2 separate regions of the Mus musculus genome follow, and region 2 is linked to region 1. The links are chromatin loops, found by intact Hi-C in ENCODE. Cell type or tissue: heart. All regions are shown on one strand. Each heading gives the region's core, and the rest is flanking DNA. Links, peaks and the distances in the headings are about the cores only.

Region 1 (5,388 bases), core at 227-5,226:
TAAAAGTATTATTATTGGCAGTTTGTTATATAAAACGCATTATTATTGATACCATCTTCCTAGCTCTGTAGCCCATTGTCTATTACTCTGCCAGGTCCCTGGTGGGTCCCATAGCTGTTTGATGTAGAGGAATGCTCAGCAGTGAGCAGCGGGTAGCTAGGCAGGCTCAGCCAGCCAGGTGACGCTTAGCCAGATGGTCCCCTCCCGCCCACAGAGGACACCATTGAAAATCTGAAAGAGACAAAATGTCTATGGAATCTCCCAAGAGGGACCAGATGCTGCTTAGGAAAAAGCTGTTCACAAGATGCAGTCTCTGGGCACGTGGGGCAGAAGAAACCTGTCTGTGGAGTAAAGCAGAATCAGGGAGCCGCCCCTTGTCATTTCAGGATAAAACAAATGCCCTCTCATTTCCCATTTGTGGTTATTAAAATGACCTCTCCCCAAATCAGAATTAAAAACAGATCCTAGAAGAAACTCCTGTACCTACTTTGCGATTTCAGTGGAGAGCTGTCTGCTTCAGGCTGGGCCTGGTCATTTTCTACCCCACCCCCACCATCTTGCTAGTATTTCTTTTGGCAAAAGTACATCCTATTGGAGCATATCCCACAGACCTTAAGTAGGAGGCAGCGGGTCTTGTGGAATGGAGCACTATCCAATGGGGCTCCATGATGGTTTTGTTTGATGTGACCCCGAAATGCCCGCTGGGATCTGTGAACAGACAGTCCCCTGCGGGAGTGCCCTCCGCCTCCCTTTGTCCTGCCCGGCTCCAGGCTGCAGCAGCTGATCTGGTTATTATAATCCTGAAAAGAATTTCTAGGTGGCCACAGTGACCATAAGGAAGCGAGAAACCATAAGGGCTGAAAGCCACCAAGAGCAACACATGGGCTATTGAGCGCTAATCCTGCCCTTAATTAGAGGATGGCCTCAGCCTTGTGGCGCTCTCAGCAATCCAAACTGAGGAGGAGAGGAGTGGGCCAGGGCTTGAAGCCACCATTTACCGAATGTGACGTCATCAGCACCGTTTTTTTAAAAAGAGGCAAACAAGTGTATAAAGAGTCGATAGGGGACAAATCCCGACTGCATTTACGATTCAATTAAAATTGTTGGAGTTTTGTCTGCTCTTTTTCTCTTTACCCCATTTTTAAAATCATGTGCACTTCATCGAAAATGCAATCGTCCTAGATCATTGGTTTACTTACCTTAGCCGCATCAAAGTATGACGCCATACTCACCAACATCTGCACAGTTTTCTCTCAGGCTGTAGTTCTTAGAAATAAAACTGATGGGCAGGCCAGCAAAGAACAAGTTTGCCTCTTCTGAGACTACCTTGTTGACTTGCCAGTCTGACCCTCTGTTTCCATGGCAATAAAAAAGCTCTGTCTTCTTCATTTGAGTGCCCAGAGCATGCTACCACATTCTGCCAAGCTTCCTTCGTTTTAATTTCTCTCCATTTGCCTGTTAGCTGCGTGGACAATATCTGGCCAATGATCCACTAATCATGTTTGATCATTAGGTAAAACATTAAAAAGGAGCCTTTAAGAAGTAAATGATCAGTTTTCAAAGTGTTACGAATCTATCCATGCTTTAATCTAAGTGCACACCTTGCAATAAAATAATTACAGGAAAGAAGATATGTTTTTCTATAACTATCCTGCCCCAACTCTGGCACAATTTATACCTTGATTGATTCTCTTAATACATGGTGTGATAAGGGGCATAATTTTCTTTTTTCATTTTTTGTGAAGGAAGTAATTGAGGTCTAGGTTTTCCACAATTACACAGAAGACTCATAACTTGGGTCTTTAACACCTTACGATGATTATTCTGGGGACTGTGAGCAGATCTCAATACACAGTCAGAGATTCAATTTCCAGGTGCCCCTTCAAGAAGGTGGCAGTTTTCAAATGTTAATTGCCAAAGTTACAATCCCCACCCCCAGGAGGTAAGGGCAGATCAACTCAGGGAGGTAACATTCCACCTGAGGTAGGAGATCTTTGAGAAGCCAGGGTTTTCACCAATTTTCTTGGGGAGATTTGAATTACTCTTTCCATAGAGCCCTGAAATATTCACTTGAAGGAATCCCTTAAGTGCTTGTTGAAAAGACAGCAAAACTTGCTAGGGAAAATGATGGGAGAGGCCTATCGGTTTAACCAAGGACACCTGTGTACTCAGGAAACACAAGTAGAAGCCTGAAATGTGGAAAGAGACTGGATAATAGGACTATTCATTTTAAAGCAAACTCTTTTAGCTTGGAGCAGATGTATACGGACACTTGCTAGCAAACATATTTGAAGTCAGTTATAAGTATTGACTTAATGTTTACTCTGCTTGAAGACATATCATTGCTGGGTTTTTTTGTTTTGTTTTTTGTTTTTGTTTTTTTTTTTTAATAGGATACAGGCCTGGATTAGGAGTAGGAGATAAATAGCCAATTTATATCCTGTCCAGAGTTCTAAAAGAAAGAAATGGAGAGTAAGATTAATTTACCACATTTAAGTCCTGCCAAAGATCCCACTGAAAGGCAAAAGGCTTGTACACATTTATATTGGATCTCACACAATATGGAAGACGACAAAGTATTAGGAGAGATTAGACTAATTAAACTAGATTTTGAGAATGCCTCAAAGAGATCCAAGGTACTGATATCTTCCAAGTAGGACGACAGTGAAGGCTTCCAGAAGCTTGTAGCCCAGCTCTCTGGCTCTGATGGCTTTAGCCATGGGAGCACACTTGTGTATGCAGTGACATCTAGTGACAAAGGAAAATAAAGCCAGCTCAAATGTTCCAAGAGTTTGTTCAGAAATGACCCTGCTGTCCTTATTTCATAATACTTTCTACTGCAGACAGATAAACCAGGTTCCACACCTTGTTCATAGAGGGTCAAGAACAACACATTAGAAAGAGTGAACAAACAAGCCTGCCTGCAGAATGCAACAGGAATCAACAGAGACTCCTCTCCCCTTGTCTATTCTCAAAGCAGCAACTAATGACATAAAATCTGTGGTTCTCAGGAGCTGTTGAAGAGCTGTGAGAAATCAGAACGTCTCATTCTCAAGTTCACATTCAAAAGCTTGGGTAAGACACACGTGCAAATTATCCCACCAAGACGAAGCTTTACATCCCTTATTAACTTTATTCTTTATTGAAACCTGTTCTTTTTATTAATTGGAGACAGTCATGATAAAGCATTTCCATTTTAACTGACTTCAGGATTTGAAGAAAGTTTAGTGTGCTAGATGAGTAAATTCAAAACTTTCTCTCTAGAAGATCTTAAAGTCTTGCCTTGGTTCATGCTGAGTAATATGAAAATCCAGAATTGTCACCTTATTGGTGCTTGGATTGGGAAATAACCTGTGAAGAAGAATTTCTACTGGTTAGATATTTGATCTGTAGTCTGCAGAGCTTGGGCTATCAGAGATATGTTATGGGGTGCAAAGAGTTTCAGGATAGAGTGGGAACTAAGAGTTTGTTAAGGAATGCCTTGGGGTTTTATTTATGATTGCAGATCCTTTAAAAAATACATTTCTTCTACATTAAACAAAAGTTTCTCCTGCATAAAACATATTGGAAAGTTGCTAATTTAGAGATTCCCTTGGAAAATAATATTTGTATTTCTTTCTGTGAATTCCATACAGTAGCGTCTGATCATATAATATAATTACCCCAACTCCTTCCATAATTATTCTCTTTACCTGCGATTTCCCATCCACCAAACTTTGAGTTTTTCTTTTTTTCATTTTCTTCCTTTCTTTATGTGAGGGTTCCTCTGCAGTGTAGTCAACCTACCATGGGTCAAGACAAGACATGCCATCATGTGATGTCAAAGCTGGCTCTCCTTCTTCTCAAAGCTATCAAATGCCAATAGTTTCCTCTAGGATTTTGTTTTCATGTCTCTCCTTCCACGTTGAGCTTGTGCCTCACCACAGCCTGTGCAATTCCATCCGATCTATGGCTGAGCATTCCACCATCTCTTACTGTCAACCTGTTATAAAGTTAGGGGCTTTTATCTTTGCTGATGAGGGTGGGTAGTGGTACCGTTTTATGAGTAGAGATCATTATGAGTCATTTTATAATATGGCCATTTAGCAGAAAACCAGTAGTAGGTTCTCCTTTAGGGCTTATAACATATCTAGGCACATGTTGACAGTGCCTTTTAACAGTCACAGAAAAAGATTTCATCTCAGGGAGAGTACCTAAGAGCCAATAAGAAAGTGATTGGTTAGGTTGGAGAGATGGCTCAGCAGTTAAGAGCACTGACTGCTCTTCCAACGGTCCCGAGTTCAAATCCCAGCAACCACATGGTGGCTCACAACCATCCATAATGATATCTGATGCCCTCTTCTGGGGTGTCTGAAGACAGCTACAGTGTACTTACATATAATAAATAAATAAATCTTCAAAAAAGAAAAAAAAGGAAAGTGATTGGTTACTTTAAAAATATTTGTGCCACTATTGCACCAATTGGCGTATCTTTCCGGGGCAGTCTTTGTTGCAGCTTGCAGCTGGTTCTCCTCTGGTAGTGCAGATACCACCTTTTAGCATTTATAATAGCCAATAGCGGTGAAGTTTACAAGTGAGTACCAGCTTGATTTTATCTATCTATCTATCTATCTATCTATCTATCTATCTATCTATCTATCTATCTATTTATTTATATGCAAGTCCAGTTTTTGGTGACTTCACCAATAGGTTTTTTTTTTTTTTTTTTAACCTTTGAGTACTGGAGGTAACCAAGAACACTGGCAAATAGCTTGTAATGTTGGGGTGAAGGATTTTTAAAATTCCATTGGCCCAAATCTCACAAAGATGTAAACAATTCCTGGTGCTTATGTTTCTATTTGCTAGCATGTGGTGTCCTTCTGTTGTAGAGAAACTTCATTAAAACTCTTTTTATGTATTCACTAGTATAAATTTTAGGAAGCTTCTATAGTCGTGGGTCTCCAAATGGCTTTTTCAAAAGGCCTTTGGTGTTAATTGGGCATCCCATATTTCCTCCTCCCTCCTACCGCCCCCCATCTCCCACCCTGATTTATTATTTCCTGCTCCAGTATTCCCCTCTAATTTTTGTATAATGTAATAGCTTTTCCTCTCTCTCTTGAATGCCCCTCCCCATGACCACATAATAATTTGTTTAACTCTCTGGGTATTCCAAATGCAATACACACATCTGAAGATTCAAAGCAAACAGGCATTCCCCAAACCAGTTGACCTGAGTTCTGTTCCTGGGAATTACATTGTAGGAGAGAATAGACTGTTGTAAAGTATCTTGTGAAGGTCACACTCACCTCCACTTTCCAAATAAATCAATCAATAAATAAATAAATAAATAAATAGAAAGAGAAGAGATATAAATGACTGACTGACCGTATATGAGAATGTTCTAGACTG
Region 2 (5,388 bases), core at 195-5,194, 310 kb before region 1:
GGCAGTGGGCATCTGTGGGGTAAGCCTTATTTGTAGACATAGGGCTTCCTGATTCTTTAATACTATCATGGGCTTTCGAGCAATCTTTCTTGTTCTTGCCCTTCTCCTTTTCAACATATCCACTCTATGATTTTTTATGTGAATGAATTATAAATCATACCATTACTCTTTGAATCCTACAGTGTGATGGGGATGAAGGAATTTTCAGAAAGATCATTTAAAAGGCTTACTTACAATAGCAGTACCATTCCATACATCTCTACATCAGTCCTTTTGAATTAACATCTTCATGTTAAATAACCACCCTACCATCCACATAGTAAAGATATATTGCCCACTTCTTTAACTTATTGAAACATCCAAACGGACAATGAGAACCCTCATTACTACTTAGGAAACTCCATTATCTAACCTATTACAGAACAGACAAAGTACCATAGCGATCCCAAAGTGACTGCGGGGAAAAGAATTACTTTTATTATACGCTATTATATTTTTCTTTAAGACAGGCTCTTGTTGTGTAGCCCAGGCTGGCTTGAAACATGAGATCTTCCTGCCTCAGCCGTCCAAGTGCTAGTATATTCCAATTCACCTCCATATTTAACTTCCTTGTTCCTTATGAAGCTTCATTCAGAAGAAATAGGAACTCCACCTTGTAATTATGATTGCCTCATTATTGGAACTTAAGAAATTAACACATTTATTTTAGCATGAAGTATATATTTTTCTTTTATCACAAAGGAGTCACTTTAAATATGTTGTTATTGATACAACTGACCATCAGTCAGTCAGAAGGCTGTTAAGGTTGTGGACTTGTGACAACACATAAATCCTTATGAGTAATCCCAGCTACACTTTCTGACTGTGGAAAGTCATGGCCCTGCTGGTACTGCCACCCCCTCTTTTTTTGTCACTGCCAACTTCACTCTCTGGACGGGAAGACAAATAGGGAAACTGCGCTTTTCTCTATTGAAGCATTACAACATCCTTGTGTTTAAGAGAAGTAGGGCCTCCTCCCTTCCAGCCTGGTGTCTCTCCAGCACTGTAACTGACCTGAAAATGGGAGCTGTACCATTGGGGGTCAACTGCCATACGACCTCCGACTTCCACTGAGTCATAGCGTCAAACTGCCTTTTTCATCATTAGTATTTATTGTTCTTCTCTGAACCCAGCAAGCAAAGGCAGCTCATAGAATAATTATGGTGGGGCCAAAACAAATAGACATGCTACTTCTCTCAGCTTCTTGGCACTTGGGGGCACACATGATGCTGAGCGAAAGAACAAAGCAGAACAATGCAGAAATGAGTAGGGAGTAAGAGTTCTTTCTTTGTTCCATTTCTTTGGCTGTTTTCTTTGACTCAATGAATAGATCATTCAAATGTGCTGTATACATATATCTATTTTGAATAATTGTTTATAGAACATTGAGAAGATTTAGCTATTTTTATAATGTTTACACAGGAAAACAACTGTTTTGTTCCACGAATTAGACTTTTTAACCTTTTGTTGCAATTCAAGTTAATTCGGAGGACAGTTACTTACAAAAATAGTGTCATTGAATATTATTATTGAATTTATATATCAGAAGGAAATGAGGAAGAGATGAACAAAGTATTTGAGCTGGACTAAACAGGAAGATATCAAAACATTTCTTTCTACATTCTAACCTGAAATGCTGAGTTTTGTGAAAGAGGATCATATACCATGTAGTCCAGGATGACTTGTAATTTACTGAATAGCCTAGGGCAGTCTCAAGGACAATCCTTCTCTCGTAATCTTACTGGTATTGGGCCACAATGTCCATCAACATCTTGAATTTTATTGCCTGCTACTCTACGTTCAGAAGCATCCCCTGCAGTTGGAAGGAACAAGAGAGAACATTGATACATAATAAAGGAATCAAGTCTTCCTAGTGGTTCAAGTAAATAAGTGGCTATCCCATGGGAGAATGGAAGGAGAAAAGGGGGATCAATCAATAGTGTTTGGTTTATCTTTCCACCTTGTTTGAGAGAACCTACAGAATTATCTATTGCAACTCTATACTTTAAAAACACTTTGCTCATTGCTGGGAATTTGCTGCTATGCTGTCTAGTGTCTTCTCTTCATTTTTCTTCCTAGGAAAATTATTTATATGTTTCTTGAAGTCTTTTCCTTCTTTACTGATCATACGACTTCAGCAGAGAAAACTCTATGTGCCTGTCCCAGGGTGCAAGCATAAGCACTCAGGTGAGCATGGACCCACATTCATCCATTTACAGTAGTTTTGCTGAAGCACTATGAAGGTATATGGAGATAAAGAAGGATGTGGAGATAATAGCTGAGGAATGGTATTTGCCACCTTAGGTTATCATGATGGATTTGAAGGAAATGTACAAAAAATGCTCTAATCCCAAGATAAACAGAAGACACTCCAGTTCTTCAGTGCAAGAGTTCTTAAAATCCATCATCAGGGTTGAGCTTATAACATTTGTTGCATCTTTTGTGCCAGTTGAGTTGAATTTGCTGTCAGTTTGGCAGGAGTGTTTATGCAAATGTATCCCTTCCTGACACAACCATAGCATTTTTATTTAAGAAACTAGGCCAGTGAGACTGTATAGTGGGTAAACTCCTCACCATCAAGACTAAAGACCTGAGTTCAATATCTGGAACTGATGTTAAGGTGGGAGGAGAGAAACTACTCCACAAAGTTGTACTCTAGTGTGTATATACCCTTGTACATGATAATAATAACATAAATGTTTTTAAGGAGATGAAAACAAACTAGAAGCAAAATAATGTTTTATTTTGTTTTTTGTTTTGTTTTTGCATAACTTTCTTTGTTTCCACTATAGGCACCAGTCTTTGTGGTATCGTCCTTAATATTTTCATATAATATAAATGTTCCATACATGTCTTTCTCCATTGCTGGCCCCAGTATGTTACCAGACAAATGAGGCAAGCATGCTTAAGAGAGCTCCTGGCTGGAGTGTGCCTGGGTGAAGTCCCTCCCCTATGACCAGGGTCTAGCTGAATTCTGTCTCCAGAGAGGAAATGTTTCCGTCACTCTCCCTTTTCCTGAGGAAGCAAGTCTCCAGCCTTGCAAAGTCACCAGGCCTGAAAAATCACCAACAGACTGTGATAACAGAACAGATTCCTCCCCTGCTGCTAATTATCCTGTCTCCCCATTAAAGCCACTCACACTCCTGCACTGTCCCCATTATGGAGTGACTGGTTTTTCCTGGGACAAGCTCACAGGACCTGCTATAAACGCAGCCAGGAAACGTTGGAAAACGAAGTAAAAAGAAGAGCTGTTTTATGTTCTATTATTAATAGCATGATAGCCTTTTATTGCCTCTTACTTTATTTCTCTTTGCTTTGACTCATTTCCTGGAGGTGATTTAGCCTGGGGACCCTGTGATCTTATCCTGAATCCTTACCCCTTAGCTCACTAACTCCACAATTCTAGACAAGTAATTTCAACTTCCTGTGCCATATCCTCCTATTTGTTAAAATATTTCAATTGAAACTTTAAAAATACTTGTGAAGTCCATCTCATGGTGTGGTTAGAATTAAATCACATGATGTTATTCAGGAGACTACCTTGTGTGCAGTGTGTCCTGTATTAAGGGCAGCTGCCTGTCAAGTGTTTAAACAGTTTCTTTCTTTTCTACTCTCCTCAGTATCTATTCCCTTCTGCAAAATCTGGGCTAGATGATCATCATTGACTGCTGAAATAGACAGGTTATACTATACAGCAAACTGGGACTCCTCAAAAAATATTCATTGCTCTAAACACCCATTTGTCCATGTGTGAATTTCCTTTACTCTTTTTTTTTTTCCTGCTGGCACTTTTATTGACAGATATAAGAAATCCAGTATCTGTACAAGTGGAATTATTTACTTATTAATAAATATCAGATTCTGGAGACATGAGGCATAAAATGAATAACTGGAAAATTAGCCAAAACTCAGTGGTTCGCTTTGCCTATGTTTTATGAATATGTCAAGTATGTCAATATATATGACTTGACAATGTAGTGTCAAGTGAAGGAGAGGATCACACTGGACCATTCGTTTACCAGAGTCAGTGAGGCTGATACAAAAGCCAGATGACTGAAGTTTCTCTAGGCATCAGTCAAAGGTCGTTCCAGAGAATGCAAGATGACTTAATGTGAAACCAGAAGAAATTAAAATAGGAAATTGGATACACAGTTGATGGAAGATCTGAGCTGCCAAATCATGGCTGGTAAAACAAAATGGAGATTAACAGAGTAAAGACTCAGTTATTATCATGAGGTCTAGATACCTACCCAGGGTCAAGTGATACCTCTGATACTAGAATCTGTGGCCACCAAACCAAAGCTGAGCCATTAATAGCCTCTCTGACAGGCACCAGATCCATGGAGAAGTCCTAGTTGTTACCTGAACTACCAATTAGAGAAGGATGAGAAGAGAACCCAAGTCTCTTTCTCTGTCTTGGCTTTCCTTGTCAGGTCACTATTGACAAGCCACCTAGTATCACAGACCAAAGAGTAGACAAAGGACTGATTTCAACAATATTTAACAATTTCTCAGAATCTGCAAAAATTGGTTCAGGATTTCTCATGAATACAAAAGTCTACACTTGCTCAAGGCATTTGCAAATACTCTACTTAATCCTGTATACTTTAGCTTATCTTTTGATTAGTTATAATTGTTAATATGATGTAACTGATTTTGCTGTGGTACTTAGGGAATAATGACAAAGCAAATGTACATAGTTAATACATATGCACTTAAAACATTTTCTAGATTTCCAGTTTAACAGATCAAGAAATAGGGTTAAGAATGATGTAAGGGGTTTGAAGAGTCAGTAAGAGGTACTTGCTGTGCAATTCTGAGGAAGGACCTGGGTTGGAATTCCCAGTAGCTATATAAAAGTTGGGTATTGTTATAACCTCAGTGTTAGGAGAGAAATGCACATTCCAGAAGCACGCTGGCCAGGTAGCCCAGCTCTGATGGTGAGTCTCAGGTTTAATGACAGACCCAGTCTCAATAGAACAAAGCATAGAGCAGTTGAGGTGGGGTCATCACATGCTTGCACAGGGGTATATACACACAAACACACAAAAATTATTATACTACATACATACCACACACACACCCCAAAAAGTAAAAGAGGAGAATGCTTTTAGAACAATTAAAATGGCACAGTTCTGAGCACAAGAGGGAAATCACTGTGGCCAAATAAGCAGTTGCAGCTGCTTAAGTCTGAGTCATCTTTGTTTGCCATAATTACTAGGAGTTGAGTTTGGGCACAGATTTGTTTGTTTGTTTTTAATATTTTTTTATTACGTATTTTCCTCAATTACATTTCCAATGCTATCCCAAAAGTCCCCCATACCCTTCCCCCCACTTCCCTACCCACCC

What was found. A loop is a pair of places that touch in the nucleus more often than their neighbours do. Peaks named below come from ENCODE experiments on the same cell type or tissue, not always from the same donor. Only the 100,000 strongest peaks of a DNase experiment are listed, where the experiment ranks them.
Region 2: a loop joins it to region 1, with 2.3 times the contacts of the local background. A loop is called at or near these places in 2 of 42 quality-filtered maps.

Annotation. Positions count from the first base shown.
Region 1 is chr2:137,729,883-137,735,270 of GRCm38, forward strand. No RefSeq gene overlaps it. Among named protein-coding and RNA genes, the nearest start is that of Gm14064, 69 kb to the left of the region's middle. In heart, for the core only: a CTCF peak has its summit at 2,752 (motif pointing left); no DNase peak of the experiment used is centred there.
Region 2 is chr2:137,416,800-137,422,187 of GRCm38, forward strand. No RefSeq gene overlaps it. Among named protein-coding and RNA genes, the nearest start is that of Gm14055, 130 kb to the left of the region's middle. In heart, for the core only: no CTCF peak of the experiment used is centred there; a DNase peak (open chromatin) is centred at 3,062; H3K27ac peaks cover 858 bases.